3 separate regions of the Mus musculus genome follow, and all the other regions are linked to region 1. The links are chromatin loops, found by intact Hi-C in ENCODE. Cell type or tissue: left cerebral cortex. All regions are shown on one strand.

Evidence for each region. A loop is a pair of places that touch in the nucleus more often than their neighbours do. Peaks named below come from ENCODE experiments on the same cell type or tissue, not always from the same donor. Only the 100,000 strongest peaks of a DNase experiment are listed, where the experiment ranks them.
Region 2: a loop joins it to region 1, with 7 times the contacts of the local background. A loop is called at or near these places in 3 of 42 quality-filtered maps.
Region 3: it touches region 1 in a loop (4-fold over the local background); 2 of 42 quality-filtered maps call a loop at or near these places.

What each region holds. Positions count from the first base shown.
Region 1 is chr2:29,465,123-29,473,122 of GRCm38, reverse strand. It overlaps Med27 (mediator complex subunit 27), which reads right to left. Exons shown (of 8, transcript NM_026896.5): 4 at 1,737-1,830. Among named protein-coding and RNA genes, the nearest start is that of Mir133c, 6.2 kb to the left of the region's middle. In left cerebral cortex, no CTCF peak of the experiment used is centred here; DNase peaks (open chromatin) are centred at 6,552, 6,853, 7,225, 7,847 and 2 more places; H3K27ac peaks cover 2,648 bases.
Region 2 is chr2:29,396,641-29,404,640 of GRCm38, reverse strand. The region is part of intron 2 of Med27 (mediator complex subunit 27); the gene reads right to left. Among named protein-coding and RNA genes, the nearest start is that of Med27, 54 kb to the right of the region's middle. In left cerebral cortex, a CTCF peak has its summit at 317 (motif pointing right); DNase peaks (open chromatin) are centred at 460, 1,764, 3,698 and 4,191; H3K27ac peaks cover 597 bases.
Region 3 is chr2:29,385,226-29,393,225 of GRCm38, reverse strand. The region is part of intron 2 of Med27 (mediator complex subunit 27); the gene reads right to left. Among named protein-coding and RNA genes, the nearest start is that of Med27, 42 kb to the right of the region's middle. In left cerebral cortex, a CTCF peak has its summit at 7,672; DNase peaks (open chromatin) are centred at 3,996, 4,154 and 7,731; H3K27ac peaks cover 877 bases.

The DNA.
Region 1 (8,000 bases):
CTCCATGAGTCCGTGGCTGAGGCTGACAGGCCCAAGTTGCCTGCTTTGTCAGGTGGTAGAACTAAGTGTTCTGCCTGCCTGCCTCTAATCCCGCTCATCCCACTCAATGCCAAATTCTTATCCTCTTCATGAAGTGGAAGCTCAATGACCTGGAAATAATGTGACCAAACCTATTTCGCTGAGGATGCTTCGTTTTTATCTTTATTAACTCTTTGGTCCCTGTCAGATCTGCCAACAGGATCTGTGCACTGCTGTGAGGTCTAAGGAGACCTTACATGCATGATGAGCATGCTTGAGGGAAGCAGGGAATACCTTTTATATAAAGAAAACTGCTTTATTTTTCTATCAAAGGAATACTGTATTGTATATTTTTTTTTATATTTTAGTCCACGATGAGAAAACTGCTCAAATGGACTTCAGAAATCTATCTACATCTATATATCAAATACACACATACATGAAATATTGCAAAATTAGAAAGTTCACATCCTTTCCATTCACCAGTCAAAAGAAACATGCATAAACAATCAGCGTTTCCAAGATGGGAGGGGCTGGGTGAAGAACGGCTTACCTGGGTGATGGTGACCCATAAGGAGAATGCCATAGCAGTAGGAGTTCCCAGGGCATCTAAGGCAGCAACACTACATGCAGAGCCTTGCCTTCCCGATATCCACCAAAGCCCATCCCCTTGCACATACTGCCATGAAACATGTGTCCCAAGAGGTGCCCCTCAGGTGCCGACCACCACATGGATACCAGAAACCTTCTCATGGATACCACAACACATCCCTAGGCCACTGGACTCCAAGCACACTGCCTTTGGTCAATTTAAACATCAGTGGTCTGTGAGGCCAGAACGCTCGGTGCAAACCCAAAGAAACAACAGAATCAGAAGTCAGTGGTAGCAAAGAGCCAGAGGCTTTCTTTTAACATGTGAGGGTGGTAAATGACTTTCATGGACCACAAAGTCCCGAGGCCACAGTGTGTCCATTTTCTTTACCAGGAGACCAGCTGAGAATCACCCAGTATAATCTCTTAGAGAAAATATAAAATTTACCCAATGCTGCTGGGGAGGCTGTCATGTGGTCTGACTCGAGGTCAAGCAGCTTATAGTACCTCTCTCTAACTCTTACCTGGGACTGCAATGTGCTCAAAAGCACATAGACACAGAGTGTAGTGTCTATGCTAGAGCAATGGCTCTATCCTGTGGGTCTCCATCCCATCAAAAACAGATATTTACCTTACAATGTAAAACAGTAGCAAAACTATGGTTATGAAGTAGCAACAAAGGCAATTTTATGATTTTATGGTTATGTTGGTGTGGGTAGACAGTGAACTGGCAGGGTGTCCTATGTAGGGAGCAGAGCCAGCTCTGTGTGTGCAGTGGACTGGCATGCTCCCAGTGAGCCTCAGAATGAGAAACCATATAGGTTGGTATGTGGGGACCAGAGGTGGAAGCCAGCTGTCACCCCCCACCTTATCTTTTTTCAGACAAGGTTTGTCACCCATTCAGCTGGGCCACCATGCCAGCATGCTGCAGGGCCCTCCTGCCTCCATTGTCCAGCACTGGGCTTACAGTTACCACACACAGCTTTGGGCTGTGCACATGAGCCTAGGGATTCAACCTGAGTGAGGCACTTTACTGACTGTGCCATCTCCTCTGCTTACAAAGGGAGCTGAATTTGAAGACAGGTTATTCCTCCACACGTCCCCACAAACAGGCAAGCAGGTCTTACCAGAAGCATTGCTGAAGTCCCATTGGGTCTCGATAAGTGAATGGACATCTCTGGAAACATTCTGTCAATGCGGCTGATCACGTCATCGACATACCTGGTTGTGGAAGAAGTATACAAGTATGAACTGGAGTTCTGTCGGAGGCTGGAAGACTTCACTTCATACTTAATAACCAACTTTTAGTTGGTGTGACACCTTTTGAAGAAGACAAGATCACAAGGTCCCTCATGAAAACATCTCCTTTTTCCTCCCATGACCCTTTGCAGAGGGGCTCTGTTTTACGTGATTATATTTATACTGTAAATAAAGTGCCTGAATGCACCCTAATTTTCCATTGGGCTATGTATGTCTACAGGACTCCACTGTAAGCACTGTAGGCACACTGTCGGCCTGTGCTTTGGCTGTGCCTTCTCTAGTCAAACCCATCCAATAGTGGAGCTTTCCGTTTTCGTGGATTTCTGTTTGGCTTTTATTTGCTCAGCCTCTCTGTCCCTATTCCCACTTTATTCTTAAATTCCTGACTCTAAAACTTTTCTTAGCATAGTCAAATACATCAGGTGAGCTAGCAGCTCCATTTTCATCCCTCCCCTGACCGTGGAGTCTGCATCTCTCGGAGCTTAATACTCACTGAGACCACTGGCATTAAGCATGAGGCATGGTGTTGGGTACTTATTAAGGACTCACAGATGCCATGCATGCTGACAGGTGGTCCCAAGAGCCCTCCTGCCCTGCAGTGGAGGCTCACTGGGAACATGCCAGCTCACAGCACACACAGAGCTGGCTTTGCTCCCTACATAGGACACCCTGCCAGTTCACTGTCTACCCACACCAACACAAAAGGTGCGTCCAACTCAGCAGCCAAGACCCCCAAAAAGCTATTAATGGGTAGGAAACTTAATCATACACTCTCTACATCAGGGACATGTTAAGGTATAGTTTCTGGGGGAAAGCAGAGATGGGCTCCTTGATCACGTGATATGAAATTCCAGTTGGAAACCTGAGGCTCATGAGAGGGAGTGCAGAAGAAGGCTATCTGGTAAAAAGTGCCAAGGAAGTCAGAAGGCGGTTCTCAGGACTGTCCTGTTGGGTTGGTTTTCATGTTGGAGGAGGGCAGGAGAGGCTGCAAAGGCCTGATAACAAACAAGGGCAGTGGGCAGGTGGGCATGAAAAGAGGTGGTGCTGGCTGGGGTGCTCCTGTGGAAGGTGGTGTCAGGGATTCTGGTGGACTACAAGTAGCCCACAGATTCCACAGGGCCACAGCAGCAGCCAGCTTCCCTTCTCAAGAGGACTTCGACCATCATGTGAGTCTTGCTATTAAGAGCTGAAGTTGCTCCAAGCATTTCTTCAAGGCCCCACCCTACTAAGAAGTAACAGCTTCACAAGTGTCATTCCTAGGTGACAGGGAAACAGTCAGGGGATCTTTGGTGATTCCCTGACTCACAGCCTCATGGCATCTAAGCATAACTTAATTGCAGAGGTGACTGGAAGAGAGGGAGGCGCAAGCATGGTACTGTCCAGTGTCTACTGAACCAACAGAAGTTGCATGACAAAACCATGCCAACTCAGGGGCTGGCGATGCTCATGCTCACCTTCAGATACTTCCCCAATCTATATGTGTGCTTTCAACCCATTTCTTCAGACTCAGCAGAAGCAAACAGCTTCTGTCCAGTGTGAATGGAGGTCACTGCTAAGTATATGCTAATGTGAGGGGCAGGCAGTGTCTTGTGCATAGTCTTTAATCAATAGCCATCATAGCTCTGGAAGGGAGCTGGATGAATATGCACAAGTTCAGCACAAAGACCATCATAACCTGATGTCTTGTATCCTTCACCTTGAAACCTTCAGCATACCACCTGGAAAATCAGGCTCCTTAGCAGGCTGGAAGACCCGAACAGTGGGGTTATCCTGGGCCACATACAAACTTGGAGGCAACCTCACTCTACTTTCCTAGAATTCCAAGCCAGCCACCTGGTCCAGATTTTGTTCATTGCATCCAGAGTTGCAGTGGGCATCCCTGGTCATTTAGGGACTCTTACTTGGAAGGGAAGGTTGTGGCAGAGAAAAGATAGTTCCTAAGAAAGGTAGCTGCCACAGGCACAGCACAGTTAAGAAGCCCAGGGTGGGTGGGTTTTCAGTGGTTTCCTCCCTGCCCACCCACCTGCCTGTGATCTTAGATAAGGCTCAGCAAGCTCATTTGAAAATTCCATTGAGCAGAAATGAATTTTAAGGAGGCTGTTTTTCTTCTTAGGCCTAACATAAAGGAGATACAGATTCCTTTGTTACAGGTGACATTATGCATTTGCCAAAAAGAGACCAAAGAAAGTCAGCTGCACCTTTAGCTGAGGAAAACAGCGTCTAGATTTTAGATGCAGAAATCAAAACATTTCATTTTTAAATAGACCCAGCCTTAGAGATACAAATGAGCCACTAGTAACTTGACAGAAACCAGGGAGGCTTGCCACACCAGATTAAAAGTCTGGAGACAAAAATGGCTTTCTTTCTGCAGAGAGTGGGGGCTGGTATGTGTGGGGTGGTCTTTGGCAATGCTTCTAGAATGCTGCCTCCCAAGACAGCGGGTGCTGCTCGTGTCTGTACTGTGCTCGCAGAGTACGCCAGCACCACGCTTACAGAGCCGGGCTAAGGACAGGTAGGAACGACTTGCTCTCCTCCCACACTACCACCATATGTCACACTCCACTAGTGGCAGAATCAAATTACTTTAATTTTTACCTTTAGAGTGGAGGCAAACAAGCAGCACACCGCAGCGGTGACGAGTTTACACTTGAGCAGACGCGGCCTGTGCGGCCCGCACGGAAAGACATTAATTTGGAGCCAAATTGAGCAGTGAGTCACAATTTGCACATATCTGTCAACCTGCTAACAGGGTAATAACTTGGAAGGCTTGCTGTTCCTATTTACATTACAGGAGCCTTTCAAACATGGAGAAGAGGCTGGGTTTCCTTTACTCCAACACAGCTACAAGGCCTAGGAACACAAACTTCTAGAAACCACAGGTTCAGATCAAGGTGTGAGTATTTTCAGGCAGAAAGTTAACATTTAAGTTTGTTTCTCTGCCCCATCCTTAATGAAGACCAGGCACTCAGTGGTTTAGGAGATGAGCTTGTGCAGAGAAAAGCAGGCACTCTTCTCTCCCCAGGTTTCCAATGGCTTCCGAGGATGGGACTGCAGAGTGACTCTGGCAGCAGAAACCACCCTCCCTACCTGCACTCCTAGACATAACACACACCTGGGCCCTAAGCTTTGCTTTGCTTTGCTTTGCTTTGCTTTGCTTTGCTTTGCTTTGCTTTGCTTTGCTTTGCTTTGCTTCCTTCCTTCCTTCCTTCCTTCCTTCCTTCCTCTCTCTCTCTCTCTCTCTCTCTCTCTTCTTTCCTTCCTTCCTTTCTTTCTTTCTTCCTTGCTTTCTTTCTTAAAAAGATTTATTTGTTATTATACATAAGTACACTGTAGCTGACTTCAGACACTCCATAAGAGGGCATCAGATCTCATTACAGATGGTTGTGAGCCACCATGTGGTTGCTGGGATTTGAACTCAGGACCTTCAGAAGAGCAGTCAGTGCTCTTAACCACTGAGCCAACTCTCCAGGATTCTTGTTTCTTTAAATGGCCTTCACAGGAGTACTGAAGACCACTAGCACCCCATAAGTTGCCCTGCCTAGTGACCCACTGACAGCATCTCCAAGAGGTGGTCTGCAGGTAATTTCTGCAGGCTGGCCAGTGTCTCCATGTAGCCATATCATATCAGATTGGCAGAACGCTACTCAGCTACTTCTCCCAAAGTCAAACAAAGGCTTTTGTAAATATGGACAGTTGCTGAGTTTTCCTAAGCTCTTCACTGACGATTTTTAGTCTCCTTAGGTCCCAGATCCCTAGGAGAAGGTACTGAAAACTATATGACATTTCACATGCAACTTTCTGCACTTTATAGCTCTTAAGAGTCTATTTGTGAACCCTGCCTGATTTAAGTATCCTTGTCTAGACCCTTCCAAAATTAAGGTCTCTGGTTTTCTTTGTAGAGTATGCATTCTGCCTGCCTGCCTGCCTGTATGTATGTATGTATGTATGTATGTATGTAACACTGTATCACACAGTCCTGAAGTAATCACAACTATAATAGTTGTGTGGATCTTAAAGTCATACTTCTGTAATGGAGCTGTTATGTGAGCTTATTACTTAACTGACAAATTAAAAACTGCACCTCTTTTTCCCTGTGAGTGTGCTCTGAAACACACACACACATTATGGGATGGCTATTATCAAACTAATGACCACGTGCTTTTCCTCACATACCACCTTTTCTGTCAGCGGTTTTCAAGACTGTGATAACCTATCATTAACTCTAGCCATTTATGCTCTAATGGATCTTTTGAGCTTATTGCTAACAATCGTGCTCTCCAGGTAACATCCCCATTCGCTCTCCCATCCAAGCCCTTGGTAACCACTGTTGTACAGTCTTCCCCTAGGAATTCGACTCTTTCAGATTTGACACATGAATGACAGACACCCTGGACTATTTAATCTGTCTGTGACTGGCTTATTTCATTTAACACACGACTTTCATGTTCCTTCATACTGATGGGGTTTCCTTCTTGTCAAAGTCCCAATTGTGCCCACACCATGTTTTCTTTATCTGTTAGTAAGTTGATGGGCACATGTGATGATCTTGACTACTGTGACTAAAACTGCAGGAACATGGGAGTGCAGATGCTTCCTCTTACTGCCTGTGCGCAGACTGAGAGGTGGGACTGCTAAGTCACATGGTGCTTCTGCTTTAGCCTTCTGAGGACCTTCCCTGCTATTCCCTGGCATTGCACTCACATCCGGTCCCCATCAGTGTGTGAGCGTCCCTTCCTCCCACGTCCTCTCAGCACTCAGCTCTTGTAACAACTCCTCTCTCCACACCAGGCTGTGATCTGACAAGAGGTGCCAGCTTTGCAGGGCAAAGCCACACAACCCATGCCTTCTAGGGGTCTTTGCTTGTCTAGGAAAAGCCTCCTCTGTTTTCAGAACCACTCCTGAGACAGGGCTCAGAAAGGACTCAAGTCTCAAGTCCTCAGAGGCCAAGGCGAGCCTCCAACGCAGCTATCGCTCCCTCCCTTCCAGCCTCAGCTGCCACCCCCTTCCTTACACTGAGCAATCTTCCTGAAGCACTCTTTGCCCAGCCAGGCCCACCACAAATCCCTGGTTATTCTTCCGTAGGCTAACTTCCTCAGGAAAGCCTTCCCTGGCCCTGTCCTGTTCACATCTCTCCATCAGTACATCCTACCCCACACAGCACTTTCAAATTCTGTCACCTCTGCACATTTCTAACTACACAATTTGTGAGTGATTATTTCTTTAAAGTCCTACTTCCCTGCAGTGTTCTGGAGGGTCATGTGACTGCTCTCTTCCTTGTACTACCCAGCGCCTTGCCACAGTGCCTGGTGCTCCTTGAATACTCATTGAATGGGTAGACAGTACATTAGAGATTGCCACATGGACCCAGGCTAGGCCATTATGCAATGAGATGCACAGTTCTCTGCAGCGGATGAAGAGGCAAGGTGTGGCAGAGGTCACTACATTAACCACGGAAAGGCATGCACAATGGCAGCCAGAGCTCATTGAAAATACACCTCAAAGAAAGCAACACAGAGCCTTTCAAGTCTTGAGGCTTAATGTCTGTCCACAGAACCCCTGCATCTGTTCTTGTAGAAGCTTAATGCCTTTTAGAAGCAAAAGCCTTCTAAAGAAGCACACTGTACCGGCACACCGGTTTTAAAATGCCACTTTTAATGAACTAATTAATTCTGCAAAACAGTAGTACAAAGATGTGCACTATCAAATGGAGACAACACCACCAAAACGATAACAAAAGGGAATGGGGAAGACGTTTCTAAAGATAACACTTCTGCAAAATATTCATTTTCTCCTCTACGCAGTAAGATATATTGCAAATGATTTGTTATTAAAGACTTAAAATATTATACTGGACAGATGGCTTAGCTCTCTAAGCCTGACCCCTCCTCAAAAGAGGGGGGGGAACCACCCACAAACACAACAAACCTGGCCCCAAGCCAATGATCTCATGCTAGTGCGATGCTTAGCTGTTCCAGCCGGATTTAAATAGCATTTACCCCACACAGTGTGTAAGATTCATGCTGTTCATTTTCTCCGCCCATACACACCCTCAGAGTTAGGGATACATGTACTAATAAACTAATTTTCCAGAGAGGATAAAGCCAGGAGTGACCATGGAGAGACATCTGCAA
Region 2 (8,000 bases), 68 kb after region 1:
TCAGATGGCTAGCTCCACATAAAGGGTCCTGAGTTTCTCCTCTCTTCAGAGCCTGTGTTTATCTTATCAGACCACTGTGAACAACAATGTTCATCCAGGGGGACTAAGAGCTGTCTTTATGTCAAATGACTCACTCCCTAAGGTGGATGTCTATGGGGGTGGGAGGGTGTTCTTATTTCATATTTCTGTGGAGAATGGCACTGACAGACAAAGAAGGCCAAGGACACCTCAGGATGAAGTGGTGTGATGTGGACAGTGTCAAGCCTGGCACTCTGCGCACAGGTAGAGAACGAGCTGCTCTCCAAGTCTGCAGAGGGCGCCATTCTCAGCCTCAAGTACAGAGCCTATCACTCTGCAGAGAGGAAGAGACCAAAGCTGTCCAAGGTTTGGAGAAGGCTCTATACTCAGAAATGCCTCATCCTGCTAGCTAACTGAACACTTCTTTAAATCAAGTACTGTCCCCCTACCCACACCGGATAACAAACTGGGAGAGTGGAAGGAGGAGGAAGAAGCAGCTGCTAGCTGCACCGAGAAGAAATCCAACTTAGAATTCTCCTCACACAGTAAAGGAAGACAGTCTGGCGGGCAGAGACGCCTCCTGGCCCATCTTTGTAGACCTCTCACTAACAAGAAGAATGACTCTGTGGGGCCTCAGAAGCCCTGGAGCACAGTAAATGGAAGGCAGTGGAGCATCAGCTGGGAAGCGCCTTCTAATAGACTGTCGAGACTGCTCCTTTTAATCTGCACTCAACCTAAATGCCTGGCTTGTTAGCTCAACCTTGATGTGTTAAGCCACCAAGAGAGGATCACAAAGATCTCAGTGAGGCAAGACCAGAGTCTCCTTCCACAGCCCCTCCCTCCCACGGGACCACTCACTTGTTTTGTGGGACCATCGAAGGGTTTTCACTGGTTTCAATTTTGGTTTGGTTTGGTGGTGCGAGGGACTGAACTCGGGGGCCCAGCCCTAGGTGCCACAACTCCCCCCACCCCACCCCAAATACAGGGCTGTGATTTTTTTTTCACCCTTTGAAGCAAAAAGAGTCACCCAGTAGGGATGTTTTTTATTCAAAACAAGCAACATATCAGAGTGAATGTCCTATTGACCAATCAACATGATTCAGGCAGAGAAAAGTTTTGGTTCTGAGGCTGTGTGGGTATGTAGTCATCTGCCCAGGTACAGGCCAAAGGCCCTCGAAGCCTGTGCCCTGAGCGCGGGTTCATCAGTCCACCCCCGAACCCCAAAGCCTCTTGTCTCGTTAGGGTGACGCTGCTTCTCAGCACCACTCTGTTGCTGCAGAAGAAGCCTGGCCTTGAGAGAGTTGGTGAGTGGTGAACAGAGAGCGCTGAGCAGGGGCTGGCAGCAAGCATATACTGAAATATGTAATCTGCGGATGCTACTGACAGGCTGAGGTTGATGGCCACTACCAACAAGGCGCCCAGACAAGATGATGACTGGAAAGCTGGCTTTGGACAAAAGATTTAGAGGACAAGGATGAGTTCTGGTCTTGAGAAAGCCAAGTATAGCTAGGCTAAAAAGAAGAAACAGCTAGAAAGCAGAACAGCTATGCTGGGGCAGAGGTCTGATGCACTTTCCTCTTCCACCTGTCTTTTCTCCTCCTCCTCCCTCCCTTCCCATTCTCTTATTGCTCCCTCCCACGTATCTTCCTTCTTCTCTCCCTCCCACTACAGACCACACATAGGACTTGATGCATGCCAGGCAGACACAATACACTTGGCCACAGCCCTAGCCCAAGAAGGGCAGCTTGGAAGAATGCCCACTTCCTCTGAAGCTGTGGTGGAGCATCCAATCCAATTCTATTCAAAGCATCCAATCCAATCTGCTGGGAGGAGACCAGCAAGCAACCAAACCACACTGGAGCAGCAGCTGGGCAGGGGAACGGTATCCATGAGGGAAGATCAAGAACATGACTGGGGGCTGGAGAGATGGCTCAGAGGTTAGGAGCACTGACAGCTCTTCCAGAGGCCCTGAGTTCAATTCCCAGCAAGCACAGTGGCTCACAACCATCTGTAATGGGACCAGATGCCCTCTTCTAGTGTATCTGAGGACTGCGAAAGTGTATTCACATATGTAAAATAAATAAAATCCTTCAAAAATTAAAGAGAGAGAGAGAGTGCGAGCATGACTATACCCATGACTATACCCTACTGTGCCCACCCAGGGGAAGAGATCAGTGTGGAAAGGAGCCATCCTTGGGCCAGGGCTGAGAAGAACAGGCCGCTGGGCTGCACTACTGTCCTTTCACCCTTGATACACAAAGGCCGCCTTTCACATGTGTTTCCTCAAGCCAGTCCAGACATCGCACCATGCCTCCCAGAAACCGCTATTCTATTACCACTGTATATTACAGCATGACAGCACGTGGAATTCTACCAATGTCCCACTGGCTCTGCACAGGGCCCATGTGAATGTTCAGTAGCAATATGCTGAGAGTGTGCTGCTGTGTCAGATGCAGTACACAGGGCTACATGTGACTAGAAACCAAAAGTAGTATCTGCTTTTAGGTCAAGATTTTCATCTAGTGAAAACCCTGAGGAACAGAGACTTCCCTTGTCAGGAACAGTGGCTAGCCTGTGGTTAAAAAAAAAAAAAAAAAAAGTTAACATTAATGATACACAAGTTTGTTAGTTAGACTTCACAACCTTGAGAAGAATCCTGAGAAAGCAAGTATAGGGAGGAAAGACCAACTTCTGTCCACAGTGAGCCTGCTCCTCACTGTAGGCCTGAGTGAGGCAGAATGTGTGGTAGTAGGGGCATGTGGAGGAGACCTGTCACTTCAAGGCAGCAAAATATGAGAGAGGCAGAGGACAAGATACCATCTTTCCCAGGGATGTCCCCAATAACCTACCTCCTCTAACTAGGCCACACCTATTGCCTCTCCTTTCCCCCACCCCCAGCAATGCCATCATACTATGAATCCACCACAAGAATTAATCTACTCCAGGGATCCACCCCATAATCAGCATCCAAACGCTGACACCATTGCATACACTAGTAAGATTTTATCGAAAGGACCCAGATGTAGCTGTCTCTTGTGAGACTATGCCGGGGCCTAGCAAACACAGAAGTGGTTGCTCACAGTCAGCTAATGGATGGATCACAGGGCTCCCAATGGAGGAGCTAGAGAAAGTACCCAAGGAGCTAAAGGGATCTGCAACCCTATAGGTGGATCAACATTATGAACTAACCAGTACCCCGGAGCTCTTGACTCTAGCTGCATATGTATCAAAAGATGGCCTAGTCGGCCATCACTGGAAAGAGAGGCCCATTGGACACGCAAACTTTATATGCCCCAGTACAGGGGAACGCCAGGGCCAAAAAGGGGGAGTGGGTGGGTAGGGGAGTGGGGGTGGGTGGGTATGGGGGACTTTTGGTATAGCATTGGAAATGTAAATGAGCTAAATACCTAATAAAAAATGGAAAAAAAAAAGAATTAATCTACTGATTAATGCAATCACCTGGCAACCAAGCTCCAGTACATGAACCTTTGGGGGTATTTTATATCCGGAGAATAGCAAGGGCTCACTGTGTGCTGGGGACTCAAGTGGTCTGCGTTGATGGCTGTGTAAGTAGGCACTGGTGCTAACTCTAAGCTGAGGAGGAGGAACCGAAGCTCAGGCAATGGTATGGAGAGGCTGGAATCTGGCCAGCCTGCTAAGCACCTCTTCTAGAACACACACTCTACCATTGAGAACTCAGAATGCCCTTGCTATGGATTTTATAAAGAAATGAGTACACAAGCTAGTGGGAAAAAGCCAGATGAGATAGGAGGTAAACTTCAGACTGTGCTGAGCACCATGTTGGGGGTGAGTGAGGTCCTGGAGAAGGGTGGACACAGGATGGGGTACAGCTCTAATGGCCTCATTACTTGGTTTAGTTCAGTTACAAGGAGCAGTCACTCTTGGGATGCCCAGTTAGTAAGGGTTTATCATGACGGAAGCAGCAGAGAGGCGTCTGCAGCCAGGCCTCTTGGAAGTTAGAACCATGGCTTACCACAGCCTAGCAAACTGTCCCTGCTGGCCCTGGAGTCGCAACGCACTGGATGCTTTTTCAGCTCTAGAGGAGCCAACTGCATTGGACTTGCACTTGCACTCCCAGAAGCCCCTGCTGCTGCTGCTGAGGGAGTGTTCTAGCTGTATACACACCTTTCACCCACTCACTGCCTTCTGCTGTCTCACACCCAGAGCAGAGGACGGGACAAGAAGCTGCCAGCACAGAGCCAGGATTCCTCCCCGAAATATGAAAATGCATGGAAGTCCTCAAAGTCAAAAGCTTTCTCATCAATGTAGGCGCAGAACTCGTGTGGCAGCAAAACCTGCCGTGAACTGCTGTGAATCTATTTGAATCTTAATTTCTCTGACTTACTGTGAAGAGGCAGACATTTCACCAGCACAGTACTGATTACCAGGTACTGTCCTGGATCCCACTGGAGGAATTAGTGTTATATATGGTATATTGACATGCTGCCTTTCTAGAACATAAAATTCTAAATCAAAACCCATTCAGACTCCCAGGCTTTGGATATGGAGCTGTGAACTTGTGCCACACTGTGGGCATAGGGGTACTACACATAGTACCCCTGCCAGCCTGCTTCATTGACATCAGGGCCACCCAAAGGGTGCTGACCCCATCTGCAGATTATAAGACCCTGCCTCAAATCTGCTGGTTGATAATTTCTATGAGATGCTCAAGAATTTACATCAAAACCAGTGAGCGCACATGGGTCTCAGGCACACTGAAACCTGAGACCCATCATGGAACAATCTTAGGAAATATGTATAGAGTCACTGTTTGGTTCATTATCTCCCTGGAAGCCATCAGACTGGCTGGGGGAGATGGCTCAGCCAGTCAATGTGCCTGATGCCAAGCTGACGACTAGCCTGGGATCCTTGGAACTTACACATTGGGTGGAAGGAGAGTGCTGACTCCCATAAGTTGTCCTGTAACCTCCACACATGTACCAGGGTGTGTGCGTGCATGCACACATCCTAATGAATAAGTGCAAATAAGAATTCACTATGCCACAGAGTTCCTCTTGGACAAATCTCAGCAAGCTCACTTGAGCTGTGCTTGACTCACCACAAGAATCTGGGGTGCAGATACAGATGTGACACGCTTCCAGCATGAAGAGCCATCTAGCCTTTCAGTCAGCATCTGCTGTTTCCATGATGCCTTTGGGGACAGTGGAGACAGCTTTGGGAATTTGGGCTCCCTATCCAGTGTTCAGCTACATGTGACTAAGCAAAAACAACCTGCATTGCAGGAGTCTTCAAATAGTTAAATTTTCAATCTTTATAAAAAAGAAAATCCATCAGACATGATTGATAAGTGTACTTTTTAAAACTAAAGGTAAAAAAAAAAAGTGAAGATTGGCAACATTTTTCCCCATATAATTTGCTTTCTTTGCCTTTTTCCACAGCACTGCACATAAATCAAAGAAATGTTAAGGAGGCCTATATATCACCAACTGGCATTTCAAAACTATTTACAAAGTCTTTAACAGACACAGGACAGAGTCCAGAAAACCAGGACCTGAGAGGCTGAAATTCAGAGAGAAAATTAACTCAAACACCGACAGAGCTAATTAAGTTTACAAATAATTCTCCAACGAGCAAATTATGATATTTAATAAGTCTTGCCTCAGTGAAGCAGGGTTACAGAACGCAGAGGGGGTGGGGAGATAGACAAGCCGACAAGAGTTTTCCAAACAAGAATAATGTATATTTGAGCAAGCTGCCTTTCTATGATTAAGCACAGAAATCTGGGACCAAGGCAGGGGAAATGATGTTTTAATAAGGTCTGAGATAGCCTGTGAGCTGCATTTTACATTCCCTTGCAACAGGGGTGGAGATACAGTAGGAGCAAGGTGCAAGCTGGGACTTAAGGTTCACAGGTCAGGGCCCATGCACTGACTGAGGTGGGGAGAGGCAAGGGCAGAGAAGGGTGGGCTGTCGTGGCCATATCCCACACAGACAGGACATCATTTCCCAAAGGCAGGTGACAGATCAAATTGGTAGTTTGTGTTCTGATTTCCAAAACCAGGGAAAAGTGTGCAAAGAAATTTATCTTCCTTCTTATTGGAAACAGCACAAGTGACTTGCAGGGGGCGGTGTCAGGTGGAACCACAGAGAGAAACAGGCCCAACCGCACAGGTGTAAGAGTCATATAGTCCCTAGCCCCACGCAGGAGAGTGGCTCCAATATTAATAAAGTCTACTTTCTTTGTCAAGGTCAGCTTCTATTGTGCTGCCATTACCAACCATGGGCCTCTGTCCTCAACTACTACAGTCCAGAGGATTGACCTGCCGGCAGCAGCCCAGGCAGCAGGATGGGCTGTTGTGAGATAAGACTAGCTCCTGGGAAAAGGCGGAAGAGAAGACCTTCCTCCTCTGCATCTCCAGCTCCATCGTTTCTCCCTTTAAGCATGTTCCTTAAAGCACAAAGTCAGGATGATAAGCCTGTGCACAACACACGGTCTGTGGGAGCCAGGGCTCTCGGCTGAACATGGCAGATAAACAGGTTCAAGTGCACTCTTTCCCCAGGTCCCTGAAACAGTGGGGAAGAATGAGCACAAAGGGTCCATTCAGAAGGAAACCACGGAACCTGAGTTCCTCAGCTTTCTATCTCAGTAACAAAATTCCCTGGAGGAAATCAACATAAAGGTGGATTTGGGATCAAGTTACATGGCCCATCACTCTTTGGCTCCATTGCTGATGGTCTGAGGTGAACACACAAAGGCATAAAAGTGGGAGCGAACAGCAGACGAGACAGCCAAGGCAGCCACAAAGCAAAGAGCTATAAGAATCAGAGGCTTTCTGATCCCTATGTTTATACTGAGACTAGCACTGCTCCTAGCCTTGATCACAGGGGCTGATGCAGTGTGCATGATGGTTATAGCAGAGACCCACAACTCTCGGGACGTCTCCATCATTCCCTCTGGAGGCCTGGGAGCATTGCAGAAGAGGGGATAGAAAGACAACACAGTCACTGCTGCAATCATGACCACACAGCAGCTGTGGCCACCTGCACACATGCACACACATGTGTGGGAAGGGAACTGGCTGGGAAGAAAGGGGTCAGCAGGAGTTGGAGGGTACAAGAGAGGACAATCAGGGTAAATACCATCACAATGTTTTGTGTACATGTATGAAATGTTCAAAAAATAAAGAGAAGATGTAGAAAGGACCAGAGACAAGACAAGCCTCCAAGGGCATACCAGCAAACACCCACTCCCGTCATCAGGGTCCCACATCCTGTTTCTATCATCTTTCGACAGCCCATCAAATCATAAATGTATCAGTAGATTAATCTGTCAGTGGGGTCTAACTCTTCACGACCTGTTTGCTTCCTAAAAGACCCACCTCTATACATGGCTGCACTGGGGACCAAGCCTTCAACACATGAGCCCTCAGGGGACAGCCCAGGGGACAGGGTGCATGGCCAACACTTGGCAGAGAGAAGCTCACTAAAACTCTGCACATTGTGGAGAGCTGGTGGAGGGTGGAAGAGGTAAAAGCCAGCAAGTGGCATGGTACACAGAATTCTACACACTGAGATGAGGAAGGTGTCTGGCCGGGGCAGGGGGTGTAGGCATAAAACCGGCGGATTGCTTAAATCTCCAGAGTCCCCAGATCCCTACTCCCCTCGGACACTAATCTGAGAGGCTAACCCAGACTCTTAGGATTCACGGACAGCTGGAAAAGAGGAGTCTGGTGAGACACCCCTCCAACCTTCACAAAGCAGCAGCACAGCGCATGCTGTAGAAATTGCATCCCTCATGTAAACTGATGTCCATCAGAGGCAAGCAAGGCATGGGAGGATGTGATGTACAGGTGCCAAGCCCCACTCTTCTCCATGGATCCCACATAGCATCTGAGGTGGCCTAGGCAAATTAATCAGAACAGCACAGGCAAGAATCAAAAGCAAAGAGCTTCAGAAAAGCTCAGAGTTGCCTCTGAAAAGTAACATGGGGAGAGCCAGGC
Region 3 (8,000 bases), 80 kb after region 1:
AGGAAAAAACTGTAGAAAGTATGTAGAAAGAACCAGAGGACCAGGACATCTGCTGTAAGATTGTATCTTCTGCAAAGAACATAGAGCTTCACCCATGACCTCTTAACAATCTAGTTCCCTAAGCAGGGACCTGCAGAGTGACAGCCCCAGTGAACATGGAACAAAGGTGAGGTCCCATGAGGCCCGACCTACATGAAAGGCTACAGGCAATTAACGGACTGAGCGAAGGAAAAGCAGTCTTCCCCAGGGAGATGTTCTCTAATCTCAAGTGGTCAGCCCTAAAAATCAAACATGATCAATACCAAATGAACCCAGCAAGTAGTATTTCTAGAGCCATATGTGTGTGTACATGTAACAGTAGTTAAAAGAAAATAGCAGAGATAATACATGAGGGTAGAAGGAGGGCTTGGAAGCAGGGAAGAGAGCAGTGGGAGGGGAGTAGGATATGGTAAGAGGGGATTAAAGGTGATCAAAGTATATTATAGACAGGTATGGATTGTCATAATCAAACACATTGTTTTGTACAATTAACAAATGCTAATAAAACAACAAAACAAAACAAAAGACTATTAGTCTACCTATTTTGTGAAACAGTAACAACCAAAAGAGAACTCTAGTGTCTGATACACCAAGCATTAATAATGCCTTCACAATGCAATCCAGGGGAAGGTGTCCTGACAATCCCATTTCACCCATGCAGAAGAGGCTGAAAGAAGCTGTCACTTGCCCAAAGTTAGTTTAAGTGTTGTGATACTAAGCTCACAACACTTAAACTAACAGTTCTCAAACTGTGGGTCACAACCTCTTTGGGGGTTGAATATCAGATATCCTGCATATCAGATATTTACTTTATAATTCATAACAATAGAAAAATTATTGCAACAAAATAACTTTATGGTTGGAAATCACCACAACATGAGGAACTATATTAAAGTGTCCCAGCATTAGCAAGGTTGAGAACCACTGAAGCATCTCATTACAGATGTGTATTGCTGCCAACCAGACCTTTCTTTGCTCACCCAGTGATGAGTCAGCACATATTTAACTTCATATATAAATCTTAGAACATTACTAAGTAAATACATACTAGGCATCTAACGTCCTAACATCTGGCCCTGTTCTGGGGTCAGTGCTGAGAATAAGCTCCAAAGACAAGCAGGGCTCCCACAGCATGGTGAGCACACTCCTGAACAAAGAGTAAGGAAATCATGGAGCTGGTAGCAAGGTGCACAGAGGAAATATGACAGGGACACCAGTGGGGGAGGTGGCAAGGCAACCACTGCCATATGGAAGAGTTCCTACAGAGGTGGCAGAGATCACGAAGTTGAAGGATACAGAAGTATCACAGAGGAAACCAGAGGGGCAAGGACAGAGCAGGAGGTGGGGAGGAGACTCAAGAAATTCCATCACACCTGCAATGTACCTCAATGGCAAACCTCCCAAAACCCCAGTGTGAGCTCCTGCTGGAGCGCCTACTCATTATCCCAACCTGCATGCAGGAGGGAGGAGGGAAGGACAGGCCTAATGGATCCCAAGCATGGAGCTCTGCCTTCTAACGCTCCCTTGCATAGTTCCCACTACACACAGGTCCCTCGCTTAGTTGTACACAGGAGAGCAATCTTGTGTGCTTATGCTCATCCATTAGATAACCTAAAGCCAAGGAAGCAGACTGTGAAAAGCATGATGTAAACACAGACAAGCCTCTGTGGTTAGGGCAGAGGGAAATGGCCACCAGATAGTAAATGCAGTGGCCCTTGGCTCAAAACCCTTCCTGTGAATGTACCTGGGTCTGGGCTTTCATATCAGTACCTCCAGTGTAGCAGTTATGCAAACACAAGAAGCAGGAGCTGACCTGAACTTCCTCGGTGGAGAACTGATCATGGTAGGCCCAAGAGTGGATCCTGAGCAAGTGCTGGAAAAGGAACCAGCTGGGCTGAGGGTGTGGCTTGGCTCACTTGCCTTGCATGCCCAAGGCCCTGGATCTGATTACCAGCATAGCAAAGTGAAAGAAAAACCCAAACAAGAATGAGACAGAAGGAAAGAAAATTCTGGCCTTTCCAGACAGCATGCTTGGGAGCAGTAGGTAGCGATAAGAGCAACGTTGTACTCTAGCATCAAAGAAAAAGCGGTTATGGACCATCCCATTTCTTAGCAGAAATCCTAACTCAGACAGCAACACCACCAAGCAACAGGAGGAGAGGGGACATGGGTGGAGTCCACAGAGCTCTGCACAAACTGCTGGGGACATTTCTAGAAGCTGGAAACATATCTGAAATAAGAAGTTTAAGAAAACTGTAAAGATGGCAGATCCTCACTAGAGGAACACTTTGCCACATGCAGCTGACCTAAAGATCCCAGAATTCTGAGACTCAGTGCTGAAACCCAACTTAGCAGGGGGGTGGCACAAACTCTGGGTCACCTGAGCAATGACAAGGCCAAAGCCTCAGCGACAGGGACTAAGCCTGCTTAGTTAGTGTCACTTGACCAGCAACTTGGCAGCAAAGCCTGCTCTACTGTAGGCCCCCAAAAGGATCTATTCCTGTCACCATCCCAGATGCCCAGCCTAGCCTCCTGGAGCTGACACTCTGAGTGACAACTGCAGATTCTTCAAAAGAAAAAGACTGAACTGAATTTATGTGGGAGATTGTTTAAAGTAGAAAAATAGACATTTTGGAAATATCAGAAAAGAGAGCTGAAAAACAAAAACATTCTTTGGCTAACACTTAATAAATAGGAACGTCAAGTCTCCCTGAGCATGTGGATACACTAAAAAACAGATCTTTTGGATGGTATGCAGCTGCTGGTTAAGTGTCTTGGCAATTGGTATTCTGCTAACACTGCCTGACTTTTGAAGACAGAGCGCCATGAAATAAGTTAGCCCTACTTTTCACCCAGGCACTCTTAGGCAGGCACTCTTCTCTGTCCAGTTCCTCCTGGGCACGGCAGACATCACACTGTGCAAACATCTTTACACAGTTGCCTGTGCAAACCCACCTCTCACTCTGCTTCCATGAGCTCAATGCTCGGTGGCATCGTGAACCTCATGGAGCTACATCTTACTAAACAGCTCACTCACTCCAAATCCAAAAAATGATGGCCTCGGGCTGGTGAGATGGCTCAGTGGGTAAGAGCACCCGACTGCTCTTCCGAAGGTCCAGAGTTCAACTCCCAGCAACCACATGGTGGCTCACAACCATCCGTAACAAGATCTGGCTCCCTCTTCTGGAGTGTCTGAAGACAGCTACAATGTACTTACATATAATAAATAAATAAATCTTTAAAAAAAAAAAAAAAAATGATGGCCTCTGTGAGAGAGGCAACAGAGGAAAGTCACAGTGCTGGAAATGCTCACCATAAATTCACGGCAGGCAGAGGGAGCGGCATGTGAAGAGAGCCAGAATGATGGCTGTGTGCTAGGGAAAGAGGAAGAGGACAGGGTAAGCTAGTGAGCCTAGGGCGGGGGCGGGGGCAGCACCTGGCCAGGGATGGTGTGGCAGGAGATGCTACAGGATGAAGCACACAGCACACATTTACTCTACCATGGAGCAGGTGGGACTGGAGTTGCATAGCAAATAAACACTGAAATCTGTGGAACCTTTATCTATGAACTTACAGCAGGGGGGTTAGTGCACACTGGGGCTTTCTCAAACAGCTCTGACCTGGAGGCCCTGTTGGATGAAGGCCTGAAAGGAACTGCAGTATGAGATCTCAAGACACCTGGGTACTAGTCTGCCCAGTCCCAATTCCTGAACACAGTGCCTCCCAAATTCAGAGGAAGCAAAGGCTCTGCAATGGTGGCTCTAACGGTTCAAAGTCTAGCTACTGGCATACAAAACAAAAAGCCACTGAAAGTCTTGGAGCGGCTGGCAATTCATATTTTAAAATCTAAAGCTTGGATGGTAAAGGAGCAGATGGCTGTGCAATATGCAAACAAACCCACAGCAACAATGGGCCTGGGCTTCGGTGGCATCCAGGAGAAGGGAGCTGCCATGCTGGCACAGGGAAATGACAACGGCATGGCAGAGTCCCCAGGAAACATCACCAAATGAAAATGGGCAAAACATGTGGGATTTCTGCTGTGGGGTGGAAGTGGGGCGCATCTTCCATGCAAGTTCGGGTGGCCACGGCTCAAGTTCCCTTCCCAGAAACAGCACTTCCATGACACCTGCCTCCTCAACACCAGCTAGATCCTGCCTGCCCCAGGAAGCCCACATCCTGGGGTGGGGGAAGGTGGTGAGTGACGCATCAACACCACTAGATGCAGAGAATCGACAGAAGTCACAGTTGGGAGGAGATGACATTTCATCTAGTACAAGCTGATATTTTACTTTAGAAATCTTAAAGACCCAAAGAGAAAGTGGCTTTTTCAAGTCTATACCTCATCCATCCATCCATCCATCCATCCATCCCACAAACATCAGTGGGCCACTCCCTACATGTGCCAGGTACTTCTCTACACACTTAGGACACAGCAAAACAAAAAGAAAAAGAACACCTCTCGGCACATACCCAAAGCTACATCTCTCAGGGAGAAAAGACTGTCACACAGGAAGACAAGGCGTGTTTATGGTTTCTACAGGGGATGGAGGCAGGGCACAATGCTAAACACGGTGCTGGTGCTGGTGCTCGGTGCTCGCTGAGATGAAGGAGAGAGATCTGAAAACGTGAAAGAACAGTCTGCTTAGAGGCCCAGGATGGCCAGGGAGTGGAGACGGGACTGACTGTCAGAGCAGAGAGCATAGAGTTCAGGGGTGATCGCTGAGGGCTTCACAAGAGCAAGATGGGAGCTGCAGCAGAGCTGGGGTAGATAGAGATAGGAACGGGCCGGCCCTGCTGAAGGACACTCTGCCTGCTGGCCAACAAGCAAAATACTGCAAGGGACAACAGTAAGTCCATGGCAGGTCCAAGACAAGGACACGGAGGTCAATCCGTTTAGTAGAGCCTTTGGATGCAATTAAATAGCCCTAGTTGGGCCCCTTGGCCTGCATTTTGACTTCTAAATTACAAGGAATGCCATTTGTCAAAATAACTCCCATCAGAATATAGAGTACATCTCTAGGTGGGAAAGAACTTTTCAGGCCTCAATGCCAAAGAGCAGAGTAAGGTCAGGGCGTGAACGTTCTAACTTCAGTCTCCTCCAGCTGGCCATTTCCAGGTGAGTCCCTTATGAGGGGCTTTGTTGGAAGGCAGGAGCTTGGGGTGGCCAGGAGGGTGCTGAGCTGAGCTGAGCTACGAGCTGCTGTATGTTTTACATCTCCTTGCCTCTAAGCGGGGGATGTGGAACTAACAGACTAAGTATCAGCACTGTCTCTACTGGCTGCAGCTGTGGAGTCCTGTGTCCACACCATTCTACCCCGAGTCCACACCACCCTACCCCGTATCCACACCATCCTATCCCTTGTCCATACTGTCCTACCACACAGAGGAAGGAAGTCTGGGGAGGTCTCAGAGTGGGTCCTGACTATATCACCTGGACTAATTGATGGCAAAGGTATCTGTGGAGCCATATGTGCTGTAAGGAAAGGAGTGTCAGTCACTTCAAGTGAGTGTGAACAGAGAATGCACACACATGCCCCAACAAATGGACTACGAGCAGAAGGCAGATGTGCCCAGCTCAACAACCCCTCCCTGTACATAAGCCTTGTCACACAGGAAAGGACACTCAGGACTAGGTTCCTGCCTCTCTAGGCTTTCACTAAAGACACCAGACCTTTCACCTCTATGATTCAGCACCCTCCCTGGTAGCACAGCACCTCTGTGGCTTTTCTATAGCTCTACAATGTCAATGCTCCATGTCTTGTTTGTTTTGTTTCATAAGACCATGGGAGGATGAGAATTGTCAATAAAAGAGGGCATTTTGATAGAGAACACACACAATGTTCCCTTCACACGACAACAGTATGCTATGATACTACCACACCAATGTCACACACTTATACATTACTTTTCAAAATGTTGTCAGATAGACTGATGGCCAGTAAGCCTCATCTGGACTTCTTAGTGCCCCTCACTCCCAGCACAGGGAGCAAAGAGCAGACAAAGCCCTAGCCTCTCAAGTGACTGCAAGTCTCGGTCTCTTCCCAGTGCTGGGGAAATGAATTATTAAAAGATGGAAATGCAAATGCCAGCTCCGCAACTTTGTTTTCTTTCCTTATGGAAAAACCATTAGAACCAAACTAGATGGAGACCTTGTGACAGGTTCCTTCTGAGCAGCTGCTTGGGACACCACCTGGACCAAGACGTGGGCCAGAGAAGGAGCTAGCAGAGTCCTGGCAGGCCTGCCCAGGAAGATAGCTCTGGAGGACTGCCTTCCCATACAGATATCAGGAGAAAATTCCACAAATAGGGCTTTGGTGCACACATCAGGAAAAGTGTGAGGCAGAGAACAAATACGCAGGGAGCATGTTTGCATCGCATGAGGAGCAGACCTCTCAGCCTGTCAGGCTAGAACCTGCATCACAGACACCACGGGCTCAATAAGAAACACTGACGGGACAAAGTATTACAGAGTATTGCATGCAGTCTGCTTCCTCTGTCAGCACACTCTACGTGTGTGGCTCCTGCTTCCCACCCATGTGCAGATTTTTCTAGAAAGACAGTACAAATATTTTACTTGCCCCTTTGGTAGCTAATATTAGGCCATGAATGCTTCAGTCAAGCTGAGGTTAGGGAAGGAGAGCATCCATTGTCTGGTCCCCAAGAGTAAGCTACATCCCCAACCACAAGACTGAAAGAGGCAACAAAGGAAGGTAAAGAAGGCCTGGCCCTCTTGGTCCTCAGAGCCTAGGGTAGGCTGCTTGCAAGAGGAACATGGGGGCAGCAGAAGAAGGCATGACAGGAGATGGTCATGTCAGGAGACAGGACTTGAGTAGACTGACCTGAGTGATCACTGCTATGGTGTGGCTGTGTCTCTAGAGTGGTGCCGTTGGAGGCTGGGGAGATCATTAAGAGGCAGAGCCTAGTGGGATGGCTCTGGAAGCACTGGCTGTGATGCTCGTGGGAGAAAGCTGGCTTCCAAGAGGGTGGTTATAATAAAGAAACAATCCTGGTCACACCGTGATTGCTTTCTCTGCCTAGCTGCCTATGTGACCTCTCTTACCCACACACGCCCCTGCCACTGTGGTGCCTTCCATCAGGAAGCGCTGCAGCCAAGAGGAAGAGGGTCCTTCCCAGAGCTACTGTGCCTTTCAGCAGCTGTTGTTGAGAAGTAGCAGACCTCAGGTGTTTCACTGCAATACCAAAACTTGGCCTAATACATCCTTTCTGCCCAGCTCTGGAAGCAACCCCGCACACTGTCCACACGCCCTACCAAAGCTTTACAAAGGTACAAAAGCAACAGAGTACTTCCTAAATGTTTAAATATTCAAATATTCAGCATAGCTTTAAAAACTGTTCTTTAAGGACCCAAGTCCAAATTAGTACTGTGTGGCAAACAAGGAAATGCGAGTGTGATGCGGCCAGACTGAGGCAATTACAGCAGGCACAGTCAGGCCTGGCCTGTGGTGGCAGCTGCCACTGACTTTCTTCTCCTCGAGAATGCAAATGATTAAGATAGATTAAATACCTACTTTGCTTAAATACTCTTGATAATGAGTTTCTTTCCTTCTTTTAAGGGTGTTTGATGTTGGCAGTTGATGGATCTTGAGTTAAATTGTTTTAATTCAGAACAGCACCATCTGTTGTCAGGCTCTGCAGGCGCTGCAGAGAACCGAGGAGGTGACAGTACGTGATCTGGAGCTGAGTGCAGACGGGCAGGTGGCGGGGTGAAAGGAGCAGTCCCGGCCTGGCCTCTGAGTGCTACACGTGCTCACAGGAGCTGGGACTCAGTTTCTCTCTCTCCAAAGTGAGGAGGCTGAGGACGACAGCGATGGTGACAATGGCCAAGTTAATGCATATCATGCACCAGACTCTACAGAAACAGCTCACAGTGTCTTTTTGTCTTCTTGAAATGCATGATGGGAAGGAGAGCAGGGCTCAGAGGAGCAAAGTCACCTGCTCCA